Regions from separate parts of the Homo sapiens genome. Here all the other regions are linked to region 2. Evidence: chromatin loops called from intact Hi-C (ENCODE). Cell type or tissue: PC-3. All regions are shown on one strand. Region 1 overlaps MNAT1 (MNAT1 component of CDK activating kinase). Region 2 overlaps MNAT1 (MNAT1 component of CDK activating kinase). Region 3 overlaps MNAT1 (MNAT1 component of CDK activating kinase). Region 4 overlaps MNAT1 (MNAT1 component of CDK activating kinase).

Region 1 (2,500 bases), 210 kb before region 2:
AGCCTGGGTGACACAGCGAGACTCCATCTCTAAATAAATTAATGAATGAATGTTTTAATATTTTCTCCATATACTGTATCTTACATATCCTCATGGGACACATCCCACTTTAGAGACTACTATTATTAATTAGTCATTGTTGTCTGGGTGTGGTGGCGCACACCTGTGAGCCCAGCACTCTGGGAAGCCGAGGCAGGTGGATCACCTGAGGACAGGAGTTTCAGACCAGCCTGGCCAACATGGTGAAACCCCGTCTCTACTAAAAATAGAAAAAGTAGCCAGGCACAGTGGCAGGTGCCTGTAATCCAGCTACTTGGGAGGCAAGAGAATCACTTCAGTCCATGAGGCAGAGGTTGCAGTGAGCGGAGATCGCACCACTGCACTCCAGCCTGGGCAACAGAGTGAGACCCTGTTTAAAAAAAAAAAAGAAAAATAGTCGTTGTTAAACTCTTGATAGAACCTTAGGTCGCATAGGATTGAAATAGGGATTCACCACACCTACCCCATGGCCATAAAGTTATCTGCTTATTACTTTCCAAGACACAATAAAGTATCAACTGTTAAGATTCTGATGCATGAGAAATGAAGTAAATGTTAAGTTACCTCAGAAAGGTCTAAAAATTAACCTGGCTTCACAGGGAATTCAATAACTATCATACAAATAATAAGTGAGTAATATTTTTATAGGTAACTTGGAAATGAAATGTTCCATTCCTGATACAAGTTTCCAGCTAATTTTTATCCGCACACCAGATGATAATGTATCACCCTTTCCTTTCCTCAGATCCTCAAAAGAAAAGCATAGTCTTAGCTTCAATAGATGTTCACTTATGGTAAAATTCAAGCACCACAGTAGAATGTTTGTCAACCTTGAAAAGCCAAACATCATAAATGAGAATTGGTTTTCATAGCTGTAATACAAACCACTGTGCAACTAACTGTTTTGATTCATCACATTTTGGTACAGCTTGCTTCTGGGAAAGTTGAGTCATACCATATCTGGCTTGGCAATTTGAGCATAAACTTGCAGTGTGCATACAGCTTTTTATATGTTATCCTGAGAAACCTGAAACAGCTGCACTGCTGGCAGGAAAACAGAGGACCACCAGTAAAATATTCAAAACAGTTGCATCTTTTAATTTATGGCCATGTTTCCATAAAGAGTATATAAAACAGTTCAGCTTTATAGGTAAAATGTTATAAACAGTCATACTCCTTGATGCCATAAATGTGTAAAAAAAGTTTTATCTAAATGATTAGTGCTTGAAAATAGTATTTCTTGAACATAGTCATAATCCAGAGTAATGAGCAAATTTTTAAATTTGACTTATTAATGCTAAGTTGTACAATTCTCACTGCCAAAACCAAGTCAATTAAAATTTCTTTGCATAGCACTGAAGAAAATGCCCTTCCCTTCTAGCAATCATTTACATTAAACATGTCTGTGAGTATGAGTCGTTGAGAGTCCTGCTTATTTACTTTGCTGTTTTTGATCTCTAGGGCTGCACAAAACTGTTACTGTGAAGTATTTCAAACTATTTTCACCACGGCAACCTACATTAATGCCAATAAAAAATAAAACAAAGTTCATTTTTGTTATTCAATTGTGGGCTTTTATTTTTTAAGTATCTTAATGTTCTTAAAACCTTTAATTATTGTAGCATGTCGAAGTATTTTAAAGAATCTGCCACATTGAAACAGCACAATGAAAATTTAGTGTTTTCTGTACTTTTCTACCTTAATCCACATCTGTGTTTTTATTCTTTCATGACCATTACAAGTACATCACTGAACAGGATTCCTGGGGTTTCTGGCAGAAGTCAGTATCATTTCATGTATACCTTTATAAAACAGAATGAGGAAGAAGTCTTAGCCAAATTTACTTCCAAAAGTCAAGCTCAGTTGGGTTTGGGAGCCTGGAGGTAATTGCTCTGACTATTTAGCCAATCCCATGACACTATTCCTGTTTTTCATGGGTTTATTTTAAATATGTGTAAATCGTATAAGCAGAAACCAGGAAAGTAAAAACGAGGTTTGCTTATTTTGGTACCTATACCTTATTTTTACTGAAAGCAGACTAAACTCAAAGACTTAAAAAATCATACCTTTGATTATTTTCTTAATAAGGTCAAAAAAAGTATGTTTTTGAAAGCATGTCTAAGATAATTCTTGTACAAAGGACATCTTATGCCCTAATTTATGCTCTGTCTAAAGCTGCCTTCCTATCCCATCAAAATCCCTTTCAAACAGACCTTGGAGAAGAGGGAGGGAAAAGGAGCAATGGATCCTGAGAAGGGCGTAAGATACGATTAAGCATTAGAAAACCACACTTGAAGGTTTGTTCCTGAACTTTGGTTTCCTACACTGTCATTTTCTTGTGTTATATTTTGCAGCTTTTGCTCCCAAAGAAAGTGGAATAATTTACACTTAGCTTCAGAAAGACTTCAGTTTCTTAGTTCTTTAACATAGGAGTGCTTCTGAGATTACTCTTTTCCTATTT
Region 2 (2,500 bases):
TCTGTGTGTCAGGGATTACATAAAGCCAGAGGAAAACGTGGTGCGTCTTCCTAAAACATCAATTTTATGCAAAGGTTAGGGGTATGAGATAAAAAATTAGGAAGGCATATACTTTTTGTTTTAATACTAACAGAAAATATTAAAAAATTAAAATCTTACATGCATTTTTAAGGTCAACCAAAACTTCAAAGGGGCTTTCAAAGCGACACTTCTAGTTGCACCTCCAGACAAACTAGGGGTACAAATTTGTTTTCCTCCATTGTTAATGTTACTTTTTAAAATGTGAGAAGCATTGGTGGAAGACACAAGAAACCACCAAAGAAGTTTAAGCAGGAAGTATCATGGTTAAAAGGGGAAGACTATTTTTTGTTTTGTTTTCTGAATTTGGGGGTTTTTTTTTGGAGGGTTGGGAGGAGTGGGCGGTAGTAAGCAGTATCCATGTTAATTAAGCTTGAAGCAGTCCTCGGCCAGGAGACAGTTGAAATAGTCCAAGTGGACCAGGCAACGTGGCTCACACCTGTAATCCCAGCACTTTGGGAGGCTGAGGTGGGAGGATCACTTGAGCCCAGGAGTTCGAGACCAACCTGGGCAACACAGTAAGACTCTGTCTCTACAAAAAGATAAATTAGCCAGGTGTAGTGGCACACACTTGTAGTTCCTGCTACTGAGGAGGCTGACATGAGAGGATTGCTTGAGCCCTGAAGTCAAGGCTGCAAGAAGCCATGATCTTGCCACTGCACTCTCACCTGGGCAACAAAGCAAAACCCTACCTCAAAAAGAAAAAAAAAAAAAAGTCCAAGTAGAGATAAGGAAGACATAGACTACAAGGGGAATAGGATAAAATCTGTAATTTGGAAGTTATTAAGGAGACAGTTATGGGCACAACTTCGTAGGGCTTAGAAATAAGCCTAGTACATATAGTATGACCTCAGATTTCTTATTTGAATATCTGGTATATTTGTTGGTCCCACTGCCCTCTACCATCTAAATTATGCTCCTTAGATGGTTCCAACAACACTCATCATAACAATTATTGTAGTGTATTGTAACATTTTGTTTGTCTATCTTCCATACTTAGCAATGAGACCTCAGGGCAAAAATTACCTCTGATTCAACTTTGCATCATCAACTCCTTGTACACAGGAAGTCATAAAATAAAAATTACAAAATAAGTAAAGCATCAGAATCAATACACTGCCAAGAGCAGAAAAAAACCTAAAAGCACGGAAATGCATGAACAGTTTTCTCCTATTTCCTATTCTACATATGTTCTAGTTAAGGACAGAAAGGGAATCTCTGTGACTCATCAGTATTTCTCAGACAAATGCCACAGGGGTAAAAATTTGGAAAGTATTAACTGAAACTAAATTATAGTTTGTCTCCTATATTCTGATGTAAACTAGGAGTAACATGAATGATATTCTAGGAAATCTTGCCCTAAAGCCCTAAGCTCATAGCTGCTGTTTGGTTCAAATGCTTAGGAACAGTCTATTAAAAATATCTTTGAAACAAAATATAACTTTATCAAACAAGACATTTCAGTGTCTCAATTGATGACCAGAAAATGTCAAACATTCTAGCCTGTGTGTGGGTGTGTGTGGACAATAAAAAAAAATGCACTAAAATACTGCAAAATCTGGAACTGCATTTAGATAAAATTTTCATAGTGGCTTGATACAGTCTATATATTAATATAACTTGGAATTATCACCAAAAACTGAGGAAAGAGGTAAATAAGAGTAAGAAACTGTCAGATCAGTATGTATTTCCATCTCAAACACCAATCCCTCCAGATTCCACAAAATAAATTACTCCATACACCGTTAGTTTTAAACAGGAAATTTTTAGCTTCTTAGTACTCTGTGTTATGTTTCTGAACAACTTCTGCAGTACCAGAAAGTTGCATATGATTTCTTCAAACTAACAAGTCAAATAGCCTGTTCTCTCTCAGTGAAATGTGAGAGCCAGTCACTTGGGAACTCACAGCTGATGACATCTTAAAATCAAGTTCTAGTCCAGGTCAAATACACTAATGGTTTAACCAAGCCAAAAACTAAATTCAAGAGAAACTGTAGGCTACTACTTAAACTGGAAGTGAATATCCTGTTGTCATTTACCTCCAAATACAAGACAGCATGATTGATTTTGCCCAAAAAAACGCAAGGGCATTTATACATTTTAAAAAGAAACTATATGGCATCAAAATAGACATGGCTCTATTTTGTAAAACACATTTCTGTATTAATAATTAAATCCCCAAAAGACCACAGCTTTAGGCCACAGGTATATAGCCAGAAAGAGCACATGAATGACACCTTTGTGAGTCAAATGGTATCTTCCCAGTAACACTAAAACTTTATACTTGCTTTATTTTCATTTTAATTGATTTCCAGTTGGCAGAAGTTCCTACCACTTACATCAAGATTTTTCCATCCTCCAGCTTAACTGTTAAATGGTAAGCAATCCATAAGACACTGTGAAGTATAAAAATATACTATTT
Region 3 (2,500 bases), 50 kb before region 2:
GAAATAAGATACTTTTAAAAGAAAGCTAGGCTAGCTATGAATGGAATGAAAATGTAGTATCAATTCATTGAGAGTTTTACAGCAGGAAAGAAATGCTGATATAAAACACTATAAGACTACAAGGAGGAAGTCTCTTCTAAATACAAAATGAAAATATAAGCTATGTGATCCAAATATACTTGTATCCTTTTCACTGATTATTACAAAATCCTGATAAAGTATCTCAAACGTAATTACCTCTGCTTTCCCCTACAACTAGAAAGCCAAACTGTACTATAGAAATGATAGCTAAAGTGTATAAATTAGACAATTGCTCCTTTGCATGCATACAATTTTTTCTTTATAGAATACATTCTAATACATATAATAATAATGACTCCTGAGATATTTTCAAAACAAACTTCAACATGAGATCAACTAAAACAAACCAAAATCATATTTATATCTAGCAATGTTACTCTTTCGGTAAAACAAAAAAGGTAACTAATTGAGAAACCAAAGTTAACCTTAGTTTACAAATGTGTTCCTCTGATCTAATCATGAATTCATTTTAGTTTCTAATAAATAGTGTTTTTGTTTTATCTCCCTCTTGGTAGCTCCATCACCGTCTGTCTGGGTTTTCTCTCTCCTTTAGAGAAATTAATGTCCAAGGATAAAAATGAGCCTCCAGTGTTTTGTGACCACTGTCCAAATGCTCACTTACCAGAAGATTATACAGGCAGATAAAACTAGCGTTAACAATCACCTATCTTACGGATCCACTTCCTTAAGAAAGCACAGTCTAACATAATGCTGTCAAAGTGGTTTTTGCTACAGTAATGTGTGCCTGCCTACCTACATACCTATACAGCATATATTCATATTTCTGGTCTAAATTTCAGCTAAATTTTCTATAAATGTAACTGGTTTAAAGGAAGATGGCTTTTTAAAGTATCATGTGGAAACATTTGTTTCTAAGACAAAATAAGAAGAAAATACTTAGCAACCGACCAGCTTTAATTTATTTTTCTGAATAACATCTTTGTTTTCCTTTTGGTATATCTCCATTTTCTTTTTGGTGTTGTCCAAATCCACATTGTTGGTCAAGTTGAAAACTGCATTAGAAAGGAAACGATGACATGAAAAATATTTTTAATATAAATCTTGAGTAGACAATAAAAAACAAATACCACAGTGACTCATTTGTTAGGTTGTCATTCTTTATAGCTCTATTTGTGACCTTTTAATCAGCTACCTATTTTAGAGACTAGCTCTAGTTACGGCAAACATGTTTTCCAAGCCAAACACAAGGACAGACTGTCTGACTCGCACAAAATACCTAAATGTCAGGATCACTCCAGAAAACCTAAGATATGTGCTTAGATCTGATTTTTATAGTCCCCTCTCTAGCTTTAAAAGCATAAAAAAATTGTTTAAATTTTTTTAATATAAAGAGTAAGTCTGGAATCTACTACAAGAATCAGAATTTTAAAAAAAGAGTTAAAAAATCATATATTTTTATAATTTATATCAAACAAAAAACAGGTTTTATCCCCATTCCAATTGTCTCCAACATGAGTAGACACAGGCTTGAATTACTTCCCTTGTAGTCTAGCTCTAGAAACGTATGAAATAAAGGAGTTGGAACTTAAGAAGAAAAATAAAGGATAAACTGGCACCAAAACTTAAAGTAAAAGAATTTCTTAAGAGAACCACTGAGACATGTTTAGATACTACTAAATTTTCTGTAAATTACAACTCTCTTTTTATAATTCCAACTCAAAATAATTTGAATTATGAATGCCATATTCCCTTCTAATTTTCCATATGTAAATCAAAGTTACTATAATACTCTGAACAATTAAAAAAAGACCTTCTTGCTATATATAAACTCATATGGAGGAATCCATATCAGTAAGACTCTCCTGTTCCATAATTCAATTCAAGCCTCCTTTAGCTTCCCTTGTAATCTTTCTACATCCATTATTAGCCCTTCCACCCCTTCTCCAATTACTTACCACTGCTTCCTGCTTCTTGCCCTACAAACAAGACGGATCTACCCTAAATAACTCTGCTCTATCCCTTGGGTTTCTACAGATTGCTTCCCCATCTCACTCTTTCCTTTAATAGCTTATAAGAGTTGAAAAGTAACACCGGAGGACCAACACAGAGTTGCTTGTTTTGTTGAGTAAAGCCATCAAACAGACTCAAATGACCAGTTTGATCTATAATTTCATTTTTTTCTTCTCAAAAGGCCAACTTATTTCAGAACATCAATTTATCATAATCACTGTTGAAAATCCAGGCTCATTTAGGTATAAAGGCAAAAGTCTATTCAGTTTTATCATACGCAATTTTAAATCTGGAAGAATTGAGAGAAAATGAGAAGCAATTATCCTCTAGCAACTTCTCCAGTTTTTTAACATAAAGTGGGAAAGAAAATAAGTCAGGGAATCTGGCTAGGATGCAATGTGGGACAATCTTCATAAATCACACTCTAGTCCTGACACAAAACAGTCAG
Region 4 (2,500 bases), 110 kb before region 2:
AAAATTGATGGCTTGTCTGTTAATGAATGTTAAACTGCATATCCTTTGAAATATGAACCAGTTTAGTAAAAAGGCTATTTCAACTAAGAAGAGTAATTCCTGGCAATGCAGAAGTAAATTGCCTTTCTAGAAAGCTGACTATACTAATCAATCCTTTAAATCACAGTTTATTGTACTTTAACAAATCACTCTTCATAATTAAGAGACATGTTTTATGAGACGAACTACAAAAACAATACAGCAAAATCACAATCCTTTATAAATTTTTCATCTGAGAACATAGGTGTGTGATCAGTGAGCATAGTGGTGGTCCCACAAATACAAGAATACACAGACTATCACATTTGTGTCCATTTTTTAAAATTAAAAAAATAACAATTTTATAGCCCTCCTTTCACTAATTAGTTAATTCATGGATAGGTATATTTAGTAAAACAATGCCCTAGAGGACAAAGAAAGCAGTTCATATGAGAGAGTTTAGTAAAACAGCTTTGGAGCCCTTCTGAAAATTACTTGATAAAAGTACTAACATTCCGTCAGTTGTTGAGACAGATGCTACTGCCAATCAGCTGCATTTGCTGAAGCACATTCTAAAGATTACTAATTAATCCCCACACTGAAACCAATGGTTGCCTGTCATTTTGCTATGATCACCATTTTTTAAAAAATAGTCACCAAAAAGAAACGAGAAAAGAGTCATGAAGTACAGCTCTAGATAAAATATAACCCCAGGTAAGCTATGCATCTACTTAGTTATATCTTTTCAGGTATTCTTTATATGAAACTCAATGCACTGGCTGGAGTCCTGGGATCTTACAGCCTCTCCACATTCTATTTCTCATTTATTTCTATTTATCACAAATGTATAAAAGTATTTTTGAGATATTTAGGAAAAAGAATCATACTGTATAAGACTGCATTTTCTTTGTTGTTGTTGTTGTTGTTGTTAAATTTCGAATCTTTCGATCACAAACTCAAGATAAATATGACTTGTAGAGACATTTTCCAGATTACACCCATATTTTTATTAAAACTCATCCACACTCCCCTGCCTTTACTCCCACCATGCACATATCCCTGCACACTTTGTTCTACCACCATCATATCCTACCTTCATTATGTGAACACTCTAAAGAATTTAACAAATATTAAAATAGTCAACGCTTCCAAATCTTGGCAATTATAAAATATCCTGAAGATCCTTAAAACTATACTAGCACAAGATGCCAAAGAAATTATTTTTAATCTGTATGAAAACATATTAACATATGTAGATAAAGATAAAAATATATTTGAAGGTTCTTATGATTTTCCATCTTTTTAATGTTTTAAGTTAACATTGATTTTTGAATCTCAAGTAACTCTATGATCTACCATGTTTCTAAAGTTGCTTTCATTCAACTGTACATGCCCTGACCTCCACAATGACCTCTACAAAAGCAGTTGTGCACTTTACTGTGGTGCAAATCCTCACGGACAAGTTGAACCTGTTCTTTTTGGCACTGAGCCCTTGTGCTGAACACACAGCTGAGATTTATTATAAAAGGGGAACTAAGGGGCATTATTTCACAACATTTATCCTTCACATACAGCCAAGTATAATCTTTTACAACCTTTGAGAGCTCTTAAATAAACAGATTTTCTCTTAATTGCACAAAGAGTTTTTTATTTGTCACCAATCGTATGGCATATTCAGATTTATTTTACATTAGGAAAAAGCTAGCACACAAAGCATATGTGCTAACAGTTATAAAAATTACTCTCCTTGCTTAATATTTATTTAAAAATCATAAGACTTTTAATCTTCAGATCTGAGGATAATTACTTGCCTTGCTGTCTTTAGCAAGAGCAAAGTAATAAAATAATTAGTAAAAACCTGCCTTCAAAGATCTGTATTTTAAACGGTAGGTTACAAAAAGCCCAACTTGCTACAACACTCTCATAGGTCTTTATTTTTATACTGTCTTGTGTTTTCTTTTTAATTTCAAAGTTCAATTGTAATTCGGGCATTCCCATAACATTTTAAAAACACTTCTCATTCTAACAACTTTGAACTGGACTCTGATATACAAGACTGCTGCCCAGCAACTTTCTCAACTCAACACATCTGATATCATGTGGGAGGGAGGAATTTCATGAGTTCTAAGAAATATCTCTAATAACAGGAATTACCACACCATTTAAGTTAATTCTTCAAGATTTGCTAATTGATCTAGCATCAAGACTTGCCTTGTTGAAAGCAAAAAAACAAATACAACCTCAAAAGTATTCTATCCTGAAAGTCAGGTTCAAACTAGCTTATCAGCTAATTGCTCAACATTAAGGACACTAAAATATGTTGATTCAGGTGAATATTTTCTTGCTCGAAATTCTTCTAATTTTTTCATTAATAGCAAGTGTACAGACAATTTTTAAGATGCCTGTAGACCTTTTCAAATTTTTTTAAAAAAATAATTCAATATTAAACTGATTTTTTTTAATGGTGAAAAAAACCTAATGA

What was found. A loop is a pair of places that touch in the nucleus more often than their neighbours do. Peaks named below come from ENCODE experiments on the same cell type or tissue, not always from the same donor. Only the 100,000 strongest peaks of a DNase experiment are listed, where the experiment ranks them.
Region 1: it touches region 2 in a loop (5-fold over the local background); 2 of 110 quality-filtered maps call a loop at or near these places.
Region 3: it touches region 2 in a loop (4-fold over the local background); 5 of 110 quality-filtered maps call a loop at or near these places.
Region 4: it touches region 2 in a loop (2.0-fold over the local background); 3 of 110 quality-filtered maps call a loop at or near these places.

What each region holds. Positions count from the first base shown.
Region 1 is chr14:60,964,061-60,966,560 of GRCh38, reverse strand. The region is part of intron 7 of MNAT1 (MNAT1 component of CDK activating kinase); the gene reads right to left. Among named protein-coding and RNA genes, the nearest start is that of TRMT5, 16 kb to the left of the region's middle. In PC-3, no CTCF peak of the experiment used is centred here; no DNase peak of the experiment used is centred here; H3K27ac peaks cover 467 bases.
Region 2 is chr14:60,756,498-60,758,997 of GRCh38, reverse strand. All of the region lies in intron 1 of MNAT1 (MNAT1 component of CDK activating kinase), which reads right to left. Among named protein-coding and RNA genes, the nearest start is that of MNAT1, 23 kb to the right of the region's middle. In PC-3, no CTCF peak of the experiment used is centred here; a DNase peak (open chromatin) is centred at 1,147; H3K4me3 peaks cover 1,054 bases; H3K27ac peaks cover 2,175 bases.
Region 3 is chr14:60,806,919-60,809,418 of GRCh38, reverse strand. MNAT1 (MNAT1 component of CDK activating kinase) reads right to left here. Exons shown (of 8, transcript NM_002431.4): 4 at 991-1,094. Among named protein-coding and RNA genes, the nearest start is that of MNAT1, 73 kb to the right of the region's middle. In PC-3, no CTCF peak of the experiment used is centred here; a DNase peak (open chromatin) is centred at 1,248; H3K27ac peaks cover 366 bases.
Region 4 is chr14:60,861,509-60,864,008 of GRCh38, reverse strand. The region is part of intron 6 of MNAT1 (MNAT1 component of CDK activating kinase); the gene reads right to left. Among named protein-coding and RNA genes, the nearest start is that of TRMT5, 120 kb to the left of the region's middle. In PC-3, no CTCF peak of the experiment used is centred here; a DNase peak (open chromatin) is centred at 1,488.